Linked DNA regions of Homo sapiens: region 1 is linked to region 2. The links are chromatin contacts, found by Hi-C or POLR2A ChIA-PET in ENCODE. All regions are on one chromosome and are shown on one strand. The core of a region is the stretch at or near the end of the contact, and the rest is flanking DNA. Distances in the headings are between cores, read along the strand shown. Region 1 holds the start of SPAST (spastin). Region 2 holds the start of TRMT61B (tRNA methyltransferase 61B).

Region 1 (5,899 bases), core at 361-2,860, 3.2 Mb after region 2:
GGTGGCTCATGCCTGTAATCCCAACACTTTGGAAGGCTGAGGCAGGCGGATTGCTTGAGCCCAGGAGTTGGAGACCAGCCTGGGCAACATGGTGAAACCCTGGCTCTATAAAGAATACAAAAATTAGTCGGGCCCAGTGGCGTGTGCCTGTGATCCCAGCTACTCGGGAGGCTGAGGTGGAAGGATCACCTGAGCCAGGGAGGTGGAGGTTGCAGTGAGTCATGTTGTTTGCGCCACTGCACTCCAGCCTGGGCAATGGAGTGAAACCCTGTCCAAAAAATAAAAAAATAAAGCTGTGGCAGAATGTGGAGATTCTTGGAAGCTGGAAGCTCTCATGGGGCATTTGGAAACCTCACATTGTAAATAACGGAGTCTTTTTATCAGTTTGGCTTCCTTAGTTTTAGGAAACAAGAAATAATTATGGCTAACTCAAGTAAAAAGAGAAAGAGAAGAGAAAAAAGACGTGGAGATAGAGAGAGAGGGAGAGAGAGGAAAAGACGAAAGGAAGGAAGGGGGAAAGGAGAGAGGAAGAGAGAAACAGAGAAACAGACTGATTAGTGTATTGGATAGATTACATAACCAAGTGACCAGTCAGGAACCCAGCAGCTCTGGGGGAGCTCAATGTGATGCATTGATAAACCCGCTCTTAAGAGCACTCGTTTCCAGTTACTTTCTATTCGGTGGGTCTCCAGCCAAGATTCCAGGTCCCAGGAGAATCTGACTGACCTAGTGTTTGCTTCCGCCTTTGCGGTCTGGGTTCTGTGCTTGCAGCTCATTAGAATACAGGGAGCAGAGACAAGCAGGTAGTTTCCCAAAGGAAGGGATGCTGAGTAGATTAAAAAAAAAGTGTAGATTCTTCAGTAAACTATGGGATGGTAACTATGCAAAACCTAAGATTTCCCTTATTCAAATAAATTATCTTTCATATTAGACATCTAAATATGCACTAATTTAGTTAAACCCCTGGGTTAGTTGATCTCATCACACTGAGCTAACATTTTTGTTGCTGTTGTTTGCAGTGACCTGAAGTTTCTTATCTTCACAATTGCTTTCCTCTCAAATAATTCCCAGATTTTAAATTTTTATTTTATTTTTTCTGGAGACGGAGTCTCGCTCTGTCGCCCAGGCTGGAGTGCAGTGGCGCGATCTCAGCTCACTTGCAGCCTCTGCCTCCCGAGTTCAAGCGATTCTCCGGCCTTAGCCTTCCAACCAGCTGGGACTACAGGCGCGCGCCCCCACGCCCGGCTAATTTAATTCCCAGATTGATATCCATTGCTTCTGAGATGGGCCAATTATCCTTCGGAGAAGACTTAGGTCGCCTGGCAGAAAAAGATGAAAGAAATCTAAGAAAACGACGACACTGAGAGAGGAGCCTAGCGAACCAGCAGAGCGACCCCAAGCCGCAATTCCCCCTTCCGTGGATCGATTACGAAGGCTTCCTGGCAGGAGCTCTCCAGGGCTGCCGACGTGAGCCGAACTGCACATTGGGAACTGTAGTTGAGTGGGAAAGCCGAGAGGCGGGGGCCGCACACGCGTACAGGGGCCCCGGTCAACAAAGACGCGCCGTGCGCGCGCGCGCCGGAGAAAAACACGGGAAGACGTGCGCGTGCGCGGCCGCCGCTGGGAGCCACCAGGCGGCGGAGAGGACAGCGACAGGAAGGGAGGGGCCCGAGCCACCGACTGCAGGAGGAGAAGGGGTTGTGCTCCTGGCCGAGGAAGGAGAAAGGGGCGGGGCCGGCGGGCAGCGTGCGGCAGTGCGGAGCTCCTGAGACCGGCGGGCACACGGGGGTCTGTGGCCCCCGCCGTAGCAGTGGCTGCCGCCGTCGCTTGGTTCCCGTCGGTCTGCGGGAGGCGGGTTATGGCGGCGGCGGCAGTGAGAGCTGTGAATGAATTCTCCGGGTGGACGAGGGAAGAAGAAAGGCTCCGGCGGCGCCAGCAACCCGGTGCCTCCCAGGCCTCCGCCCCCTTGCCTGGCCCCCGCCCCTCCCGCCGCCGGGCCGGCCCCTCCGCCCGAGTCGCCGCATAAGCGGAACCTGTACTATTTCTCCTACCCGCTGTTTGTAGGCTTCGCGCTGCTGCGTTTGGTCGCCTTCCACCTGGGGCTCCTCTTCGTGTGGCTCTGCCAGCGCTTCTCCCGCGCCCTCATGGCAGCCAAGAGGAGCTCCGGGGCCGCGCCAGCACCTGCCTCGGCCTCGGCCCCGGCGCCGGTGCCGGGCGGCGAGGCCGAGCGCGTCCGAGTCTTCCACAAACAGGCCTTCGAGTACATCTCCATTGCCCTGCGCATCGATGAGGATGAGAAAGGTAACTAGGGGGCTGGGGGAGGGGGCGGCGGCGCCGGGAAGAAGGCGGTGGGGTCGCCGGGGGAGGGCAACACCTGCGTCCCTTTTCTGCGGGAGGGGACGGTGCACCCCCGGAATTGATATGCCCCGGGAGACTGCTTTCCCGTAGGTCGGAGCCTCATCTTCTAGTATTCTTAAAACCTCTCCCCTTTCAGGGCACTGTAGCTGTCGACTTTGTTTCAGACACCAGCCTTCCCCCACACTTCTGCATGACCCAGGTCACTATGAGACACCCAGACGTGTTGATGACAGTGACATTTGTCCTAGAGTGACCACACTGATCCTTTCTAGCACTGTGAAGAGTGTGCAGCTTCCTCTGAACCAAGGTTTCCAAAAGGTTTTGATATTGAAGAAGCAGTGCCGCCTTACTGGCTTTTAATGAAAGCAGAGTATTGTAGTGTCAGAAAAAAAGAACAAATGGTGACAATTTTGAAAGAAATAGCTGCATATGACTGCAGTTGAATTTGCATCATTTTAATCAAGATAATCATTTTATCAGTACAACGATTCCTGAATACTTTTTCAATGAAGTTATATTTAGCATAAAACTTTTCCCCCTGTTGCTTTGATTTTAATTAAAACAGTATTCCAAAGTAGCCTTTAATTTCCAAGTTGAAATGTTTGATGAATGGATTGCGTAAACTTAAACATACCACTTTACAGTAAAACCTAAAACAACTATGTATGTTTCTGAATGAAAGCAAGGATACTACATCTTTCGGGTTTCTTTTAAGCTAACTTTTTTTTTTTTTTGAGACGGAATCTCGCCCTGTCGCCCAAGCTGGAGTGCAATGGTGCAGTCTCGGCTCACTGCAACCTCCGACTCCCTGGTTCCAGCGATTCTCCTGCCTCAGCCTCCCGAGTAGCTGGGATTACAGGCACGCACCACCACGCCTGGCTAATTTTTGTATTTTTAGTAGAGTAGGGATTTCACCATGTTGGCCAGGATGGTCTCCATCTCCTGACCTCGTGATCGGGTCGCCTCGGCCTCCCAAAGTGCTGGTAATACAGGCATGAGCCACCGCGCCTGGCCTTAAGCTAACATTTTTTATTATATGTGCCAGGCATTGTGCTATTAGCTTTGCATGTGTTATCTTTTTTCTTTTTAAAAAAAATAGCAACCATCCCAGACCATGAAAAGTGTTATTTAATCCTCACAATAACTTTGTGAGATGAAGGTATTATTGGTATCAGCATTTTAGAGATGAAGAAAATGAGGCCCAAAAGATAAAGGAGGTTATTCCAAACCTGTGCTAATAATGAAATTTCTTTTATGGAAAATAAGTGAAATTAGGAGAAGTCTAACTTTTACAATTCTCCCCTTTTATCCTTACTTCCAGTATGCTGAGATCTTGCTTCTCCCTCTGCCAAAAACACCCACTTTTCTACCACACCTCAATTAGATACTCACTTGCATTGTCCATTAGTGAAAACAGAAACAATCTGCACTTCATTCATAGTGTCTGTCTCTACTGCCAACTCCAAAAACTGTTCTAGAATTTCAATCTTGTTGAAACCTGTTTCCTTTGTGGGGCCTGGGAGTGGGAAGTGGGATATAAGGAAAGAGGCAGTTATTCATTGTTTTGGACAGTAAGGAAAGAGTGACGGTTAAGAGAGGTCAAGGAGGGTGTTAACATTTAAGAATACTATGTGTTTGTAGAAGGAAATTTTTTGTTAACTGCTCCATTCTTTTTTTTTTTTTTTTTTGAGATGGAGTCTCCCTGTGTCACCCAGACTGGAGTGCAGTGGCGTGATCTCAGCTTACTGCAACCTCTGCCTCCCAGACGCAGGCGATTCTCTTGCCTCAGTCTCCCGAGTAGCTGGAACCACAGGTGCGCCCTATCACGGCTGGCTAATTTTTTGTATTTTTAGTAGAGATGGTGTTTCACCATGTTGGCCAGACTGGTCACGAACTCCTGACCTCAGGTGATTCGCCTGCCTCGACCTTCCAAGTGCTTGGATTACAGGTGTCAGCCACTGTGCCCACCCAGCAAGCTCCATTCTTTATCACCTCTTAAGAACATCCAGGATCCCTTGGGGAGAATTAAAACGGTTGCAAAGTTTTAGAATAGAGGAACATGTTTAAGCGTAGATCATTTTTTGGGCCAGTCATGGTGGCTCACGCGTGTAATCCCAACACTTTGGGAGGCCGGGGCGGGTGGATCATGAGGTCAAGAGTTTGAGACCATCCTGGCCAACATGGTGAAATCCCATCTCTACTAAAAATACAAAAATTAGCTGGGCATGGTGACACATGCCTGTAGTCCCAGCTACTCAGGAGGCTGAGGCAAGAGAAGTGCTTGAACCTGGAAGGTGGAGGTTGCAGTGAGCCGAGATCGTGCCACTACACTCCAGCCTGGGCGGCAGAGCAAGACTCCGTCTTGAAAAAAAAAAGTAGGTCATTTTTGGCTGGGCACGGTGGCTCATGCCTGTAATTCCAGCACTTTGGGAGGCTGAGGTGGGTGGATTGCTTGAGCCCAGGAGTTTGAGACCAGCCTGGGCAACATAGTGAAACCCTGTCTTTGTGAAAAATACAAAGATTAGCTAGGCGCAGTGGCAAATGCCTGTAGTCCCAGCTACTTGGGGGGCTGAGGTAGGAGGATCACTTGAGCTCAGGTTGTTCAGGCTGCAATGAGCTGAGATCGTGCAACTGCACTCCGAACTGGGTGACAGGAGTAAAACTGTCTCAAAAAAAAAAAAAAAAAAAACCAAAAAAAAAAAAACTGTTTTAATTGTTTTATTTAGGAAGAGAAAGTCAGAACATGCAAGGAAATTTTTTTTATTTGTTTATTTTTGAGACGGAGTCTCGCTCAGTTGCCCAGGCTGGAGTGCAATGGTATGATCTTGGCTCACTGCAACCTCTGCCTCCCGGATTCAAGCGATTCTCCTGCCTCAGCCTCCTGAGCAGCTGGGATTACAGGTGTATGCCACCACGCCCAGCTAATTTTTGTGTTTTTAGTAGAGATGGGGTTCCACCATGTTGGCCAGGCTGGTTTCGAGCTCCTGACCTCAAGTGAACCGCCCTCCTTGGCCTCCCAAAGTGCTGGGATTACAGGTGTGAGCCGCGGTGACCGACCACAAGGAAATTTTAGTTAACACTGTTGGTTGATGGGAGTTGGGAGGTAGGATAAAAGGAGAAATTAAGGAAAACCTAGGCATGAAAAATAAAAGACCCTGAGCTCTTAGATTTGAAGAAATAGCAGTTCCATGTGAGGAATAAGTGGAAGAAATAGAATTCAGACCTCAGGTCTCAGGCTGGTGACTTAAATCTTTCAGTATCACATATATGAATATATCTATTATACTTAAATCCTCCTAAACATTTTTATTTTTCAGTTGGATATATTAAATATATAAAAATAATTATTTAATTTATTTTAGAGACAGTGTTTCACTCTCTTACCCAAGCTGGAGTGGAATGTGATCATAGCTCACTGCAGCCTCAAGGCTCATTCCTAGGCTTAAGTGATCCTCTTTTTTTTTTTTTTGCTAGAGATAGGATCTTGTTATGTTAGCCAGGCTGGAGAAATTTCAACAATATTTTGAACAATAAAAAAAAA
Region 2 (5,154 bases), core at 1,851-4,350:
TCTCAGCCTCCTGCGTAGCTGGGACCACAAGTGTGTGCCAGCATACCTGGCTAATTTTTTATTTTTTGTAGAGACAAGGTCTCCCTATGTTGCCCCGGCTGGTCTCAAACTTCTGGGCTCAAATGATCCTCCTGCCTCAGCCTCCCAAAATATTGAGATTACAAGTGTGAGCCACTGCACTCTGCCTCTGGTCATATTTTTAATACTAAGATGGAATTATGTAATTCTAACAGGGAGATCAGTTTTTAAACATCAGTGAAGGTATTCCCTCAAGCATTTCAAAGTTGTAGAAGTTGAAGTAAAACTATCTCCAGCCATTACTTGGAAGCTATAAAGAGAAGTCAACACCTAACAAATTTAGTACTTAAATTCCTCCTTAGAGTGGAACAATGTGACTTTTATCTGTAACAAATGGAAAGGCAGAAAGTATACTAAATATGCATATTTATAACTTCATGAAATGTAACTAATCTCTCCTGATTTTGTCTAATGGGGAGAAAGGAGACACGGGGAAGCAAGATAAAATTACGAAAGTCTTTTAGTTTTCTTCAAGAGCTTATGATACCATGGCCAGGAGCGGTCGTTCTCACCTGTAATCCCAGCACCCTCAAGGGAGGATCCCTTGAGCCTAGAGAAGTTTGAGACCAGTCTGGGCAAGTTAGGGCGACCCCAACTCTACAAAAAAAATTTTTGATTAGCTAGGCATAGTGGCATGCACCTGTGGTCCCAGCTACTCAGGAGGTTGAGGTGCGAGGATTGTTGGAGCCTGGGAGGTTCAGGCTACAGTAAGAGGTGATTGAGCCACTGCACTCTAGCCTGGGTGACATAGCAAGACCTTGTCTTTAAACAAAAAAAGCTTATTATACCTCAGTAGCCTAAGTTTCTGAGGAAAGTTTTTTTAGTCCCTGGGTAGACCGTTTAAAATACAGACTGGATTCCTACTAAGAACCTTCTAATGGTCCTTCACTACAAATGGAATAAAATACTCAAACCACACCTCATACGGGGTCCCTCATCTGACCCATTGAGGCCACAACAGAAACTCTGCAGCATTCCTCCCTTTGCAAGAACAATTCTCTTCCTAGATCTGTTTACAAGGCAAGCTCTTCCTTATTTAGGTTTCCTATCAAGTGTACCTCCTTGGAGACCATCTCTCCTCACCTGACATAAAGTATGCTCATACCCCAGGTCACCCAAAACAATGTCATTGTTAATATATTTGTCTTCATGACACTTAACACTACTGGAAATGACCTTATTCTTTCATTTACTTGTTTGTTCTTTGTCACCCCTTCTAGAATGTAAGGTCTATGTTGAGGGTGAGGACTGCAGTTCAACACTATACTTCCCTAAACAGTGCCTTGAGTATGGAAGGCAGTCAATTTGCTGAATAAATAACGAATGAATCCTGATCTGGAGAAAGGAGGAGGAGTTGTGTTACACAGGAACATTCTACTCAAGGACTGTGACTAAGGATTGAAATAATCTGCTAGCAATAGATGATTAGCATAAGCTTCAAACTAGGGCTGGGCGCGGTGGCTCCCGCCTGTAATCCCAGCACTGGGAGGCCGAGGTGGGCGGATCACTTGAGGCCACGAGTTGAAGACCAGCCTGGGCAATAAGGCGAAACCCCGTCTCTACAAAAATTAGCCCGGGGTGGTGGTGCATGCCTGTAGTCCCAGGTACTCAGGAGGCTGTGGTGGGAGAATCGCTTGAACCCGGGAGGCAGAGGTTGCAGGGAGCCAAGATCGCAACACTGCACTCCAGCCTGGATGACAGAGTGAGAACTTGTCTTAAAAAAAAGACTGAAACTAGGCTTTAGGCAGTTAACTTTTTAATAAAGAATAGTCATTTTATGTTTGGTGTTGAATGTTAGCTATTGTAATATAAAACTCTATTTCTTCCCTAAAAGGGGAAAAGCACCGTAATGTACCTATTGTTAATATACTCTTGTAACATGATTATTGAATATTAAAATATCATCATAGTAGTACTAAAAAATTGTTCCCTAAGAGTTCAACATTCTCTTGAGTCCTGAAGTTATAAACTTAAGAGTAATGGGGAACAAAATTAGTACTTATTATGTACGTAGTGAGTTCACATCACCCTAACAGAAAGTTGAGCTATTATCCACATTTTACAAATAAGGGACTCGAGACTCCTAAGTTAAAATTAAAATCTAGCCGTTCCCTAATGCTAATTTTCATCATGATATGTAAAAGTTATAACCATTGGTTTATTTTAAAAGCCTGAGTACAATAAAAAATCCAAACGTTCTGAGATGTCTTTGAATACATTAATCAGGACTGAGTACTGCATCTGTCTTTGCCCCTCCTGAAACCAATACACACCTTATCTCCATCGCATTACCTTTGGGAATGTTATGGCAGTCCCTCTTTTCATCAATACTACATAGTCTTCCAAGGCTGGCCTCCTCAGCATGTACTGCTTACCGAAGGAACTCCTCAGTATCTGGCCGGGGAACTTCCCCACGATCTTGCCGAACGGGACTGCCCCCCAGTTACTATTTAAGAGTCCGAAGTTGTTCAACCTAAATAATTTCTTAAATTTTGTTTCTCCCTCCCCAGTCTCAGCTAAAATCAGTTCCCCAGCCTGAAAGGGTCTCTCTCTGGAAGTTGAACAAGAAGGGGAGACGTGACGCTCTTCGACCTCGGTAGCGGACTGGGCCTGCGAGAGCATCGAAGGATCCTCGGATCCCTGGTGTGTGGGACCGCACCGGCCCTGGTCTCCGCTCGAGTCCTCGAGCTCTCGAGGGGATGACTCTTCCCGCAGCGTCGGCAGTCTGAGGTTTTCCAGTGACGAAAGACATCCAGTCCCAATGTCCGAGATGCTCAGAGGGAGAGATGGGCAAGACTCTGCTCCTGGGGCTTTCCTTTGTGCCGCCTCGTGCTCTCTTTCTCCATCTCGCAGGTCTCTAGGCGAGGACCTGCAACACAGTGACCGAGCTCCCTCGAAGGGCTCCTGCCCCAGGCCGTGCAGGAATGAATTGGTTCCGAGCCCCTGCCGCAGGCACAGCAAGACAGGACCGCGGCACCATGCCATTAGCATAGTGTTTCGCGAAGGCGCCGTCGCAGACGAGTGACGCAAGCCTAGCGCGACCCCTTCTTTCCCAGTCGCGCGCATGGCGCAGCAGCCCGATGGCTCTGCAGCTGCGTGGGGCTCTACAGCTCCGCGACTGCGCCTGCGTCGGGGAGGGGGCGGTGCGCTAGGTCAAGCTAGGGCGCGGGAGCAGCGGAGTCCTGGTTGAGTGACCATCCAAGGAATATGTCCTCGCGCGCGGCCGCCGTTTTCCTTTTCGGAATGTGGGTAAAGAATTTACCGCTAACAGACGACCTCCAGGTTCGCTCTTGGACAGCAAGATTGAGAGACAAAACTTAACAAAGCGCTGTGCAAACTGAAATCCCAGGCTTAGCTCGCTTGTGTCTTGAACACGGAAGTCACCTAGTCACCCACAAGATGTATGAGTACAGCTAACCCCCAGATGCATTTGACAGACGGCGTGGGACGCGCCACTTGCTGATTGGCTCTCCTTTCCCAGTTGACCGCGACATCCCCCAGCCCCAACTCCCTTTTGATGGGGCTGTGACCACCTGCCGGTCCCCTCACCCACCCCTCACGCCCGGAGAGTCCGAGGTTGATTCGAGTACTCACTATGTGCTTATGTAACACATGTTTTCATTATTAAAATATAACTAGTTTACCCTCCCAAAACGAAATAGAAGTGTCTTAAAATGGAAACAGGTATCTTTGGAGGCCAGAGTTATTTAGCGTTAAATATCACTAGCCTCCCAGCATTTTGGGAAGCCGACCGAGGCAAGCGGCTCATTTGAGGTCAGGAGTTCGGGACCAGCCTGGCAAATGTGGTGAAACCCCGTCTCTACTAAAAATACAAAAATTAGCTGGGCGTGGAGGCACGCACCTGTAATCCCAGCTACTCGGGAGGCTGAGGCAGGAGAAGCGCTTGAACCCGGGAGGCAGACGTTGCAGTGAGCTGAGATCTCGGCACTGCACTCCAGCCTGGGCGACTGAGCAAAACTCCTCTCGGGGGAAAAAAATTAGTCGGGCGCGATGGTGCACGCCTGTAATACCAGCTACAAGGGAGGCTGAGGCATGAGAATAGCTTGAACCCAGGAGGCGGAGGTTGCAGCGGGCCAAGATCGAGCTACCACTGCACTCCAGCCTGCGCGACACAGCAAAACTCTGTCTCAAAAAAAAAAGAAAAATCGCTAGCCTCTTTGCTGGATATTAGTTGACTGGGCAAAAGTTTATTGAGAGTCTGGCAATACGAGGCACGTTAGACACTCATTTAAGTTTCCAACAATTCTGTGTTAGAAACAAATCCATTTTATGAGTAAAAGAACTGGCCCAGGGAGATTAAATAATTTGGGGAAACCAGGAGTGGTGGCTCACACCTGTAACCCCAACACTTTGGGAGACCCAGGCCAGAGGATTGCTTGAGCCCAGGATTTCAAGACCCACGTGCAACATAATAATAATAAGTTGGTCAAGATGCATAGCTGACAAGTGGCATTGCAGAGTTTCCTATTTAGTCAGTCTGGTTCAGCAGCCCATGCTCTTTGTACTGTAACACCGTTTGGAAAGACTGGTCAACAGCACAGTTGAACTTAAAGTCCAAGTATATTCAAAGGGCTGTGAAGTCAATGTGAATTCTGTTTAAATTTGATGAAATAAATCTTGTTATTCTTTTTTTTTTTTTTTATTTGAGACAGAGTCTTGCTCTTGTTGCCCAGGCTGGAGTGCAATGACACGATCTTGGCTCACTGCAACCTCTGCCTCCTGGGTTCAAGCGATTCTCCTGCCTCAGCCTCCCGAGTAGCTGGGGTTACAGGCACCTGCCACCATGCCAGGCTAATTTTTGTATTTTTAGTAGAGACTCGGTTTCACCATGTTGGCCAGGCTGGTCTCGAACTCCTGACCTCATGATCCACCCGCCTCGGCCTCCCAAAGTGCTGGGATTACAGGCATGAGCCACCGCGCCTGGCCGTTATTACTTTCTAAGACATAAATTAATACTTTCTAATCAGTACTTTCTAGGACATCAGCCACCATAAACTCCATCAACAGGATTTCTCCCTTCTTTTTTTCCTTTTTTTTTCTTTGTGAGACAGAGTC

Evidence for each region. Hi-C counts contacts between places; a loop is a spot of excess contacts on that map. ChIA-PET counts read pairs that join two places held with the same protein, here RNA polymerase II (POLR2A). Pooled maps may share reads with other maps.
Region 1: a pooled map shows a loop between it and region 2 (10-fold over the local background). The contact joins the promoter of SPAST here to the promoter of TRMT61B in region 2. A Hi-C loop is called at or near these places in 6 of 50 pooled maps. POLR2A ChIA-PET finds 5 or more read pairs at or near these places in 2 of 52 experiments (activated CD4-positive, alpha-beta T cell and activated naive CD4-positive, alpha-beta T cell).

What each region holds. Positions count from the first base shown.
Region 1 is chr2:32,061,946-32,067,844 of GRCh38, forward strand. SPAST (spastin) reads left to right here and starts at 1,611. Exons shown (of 17, transcript NM_014946.4): 1 at 1,611-2,301. The coding sequence starts at 1,887. RefSeq lists enhancers at 1,405-1,474, 1,523-2,323 and silencers at 1,695-1,834, 1,895-2,314, 2,345-2,474.
Region 2 is chr2:28,867,209-28,872,362 of GRCh38, forward strand. It overlaps TRMT61B (tRNA methyltransferase 61B), which reads right to left and starts at 3,101. Exons shown (of 7, transcript NM_017910.4): 1 at 2,371-3,101. The coding sequence starts at 3,069. RefSeq lists enhancers at 1,095-1,610, 1,611-2,125, 2,755-3,279, 2,894-3,063, 3,294-3,443.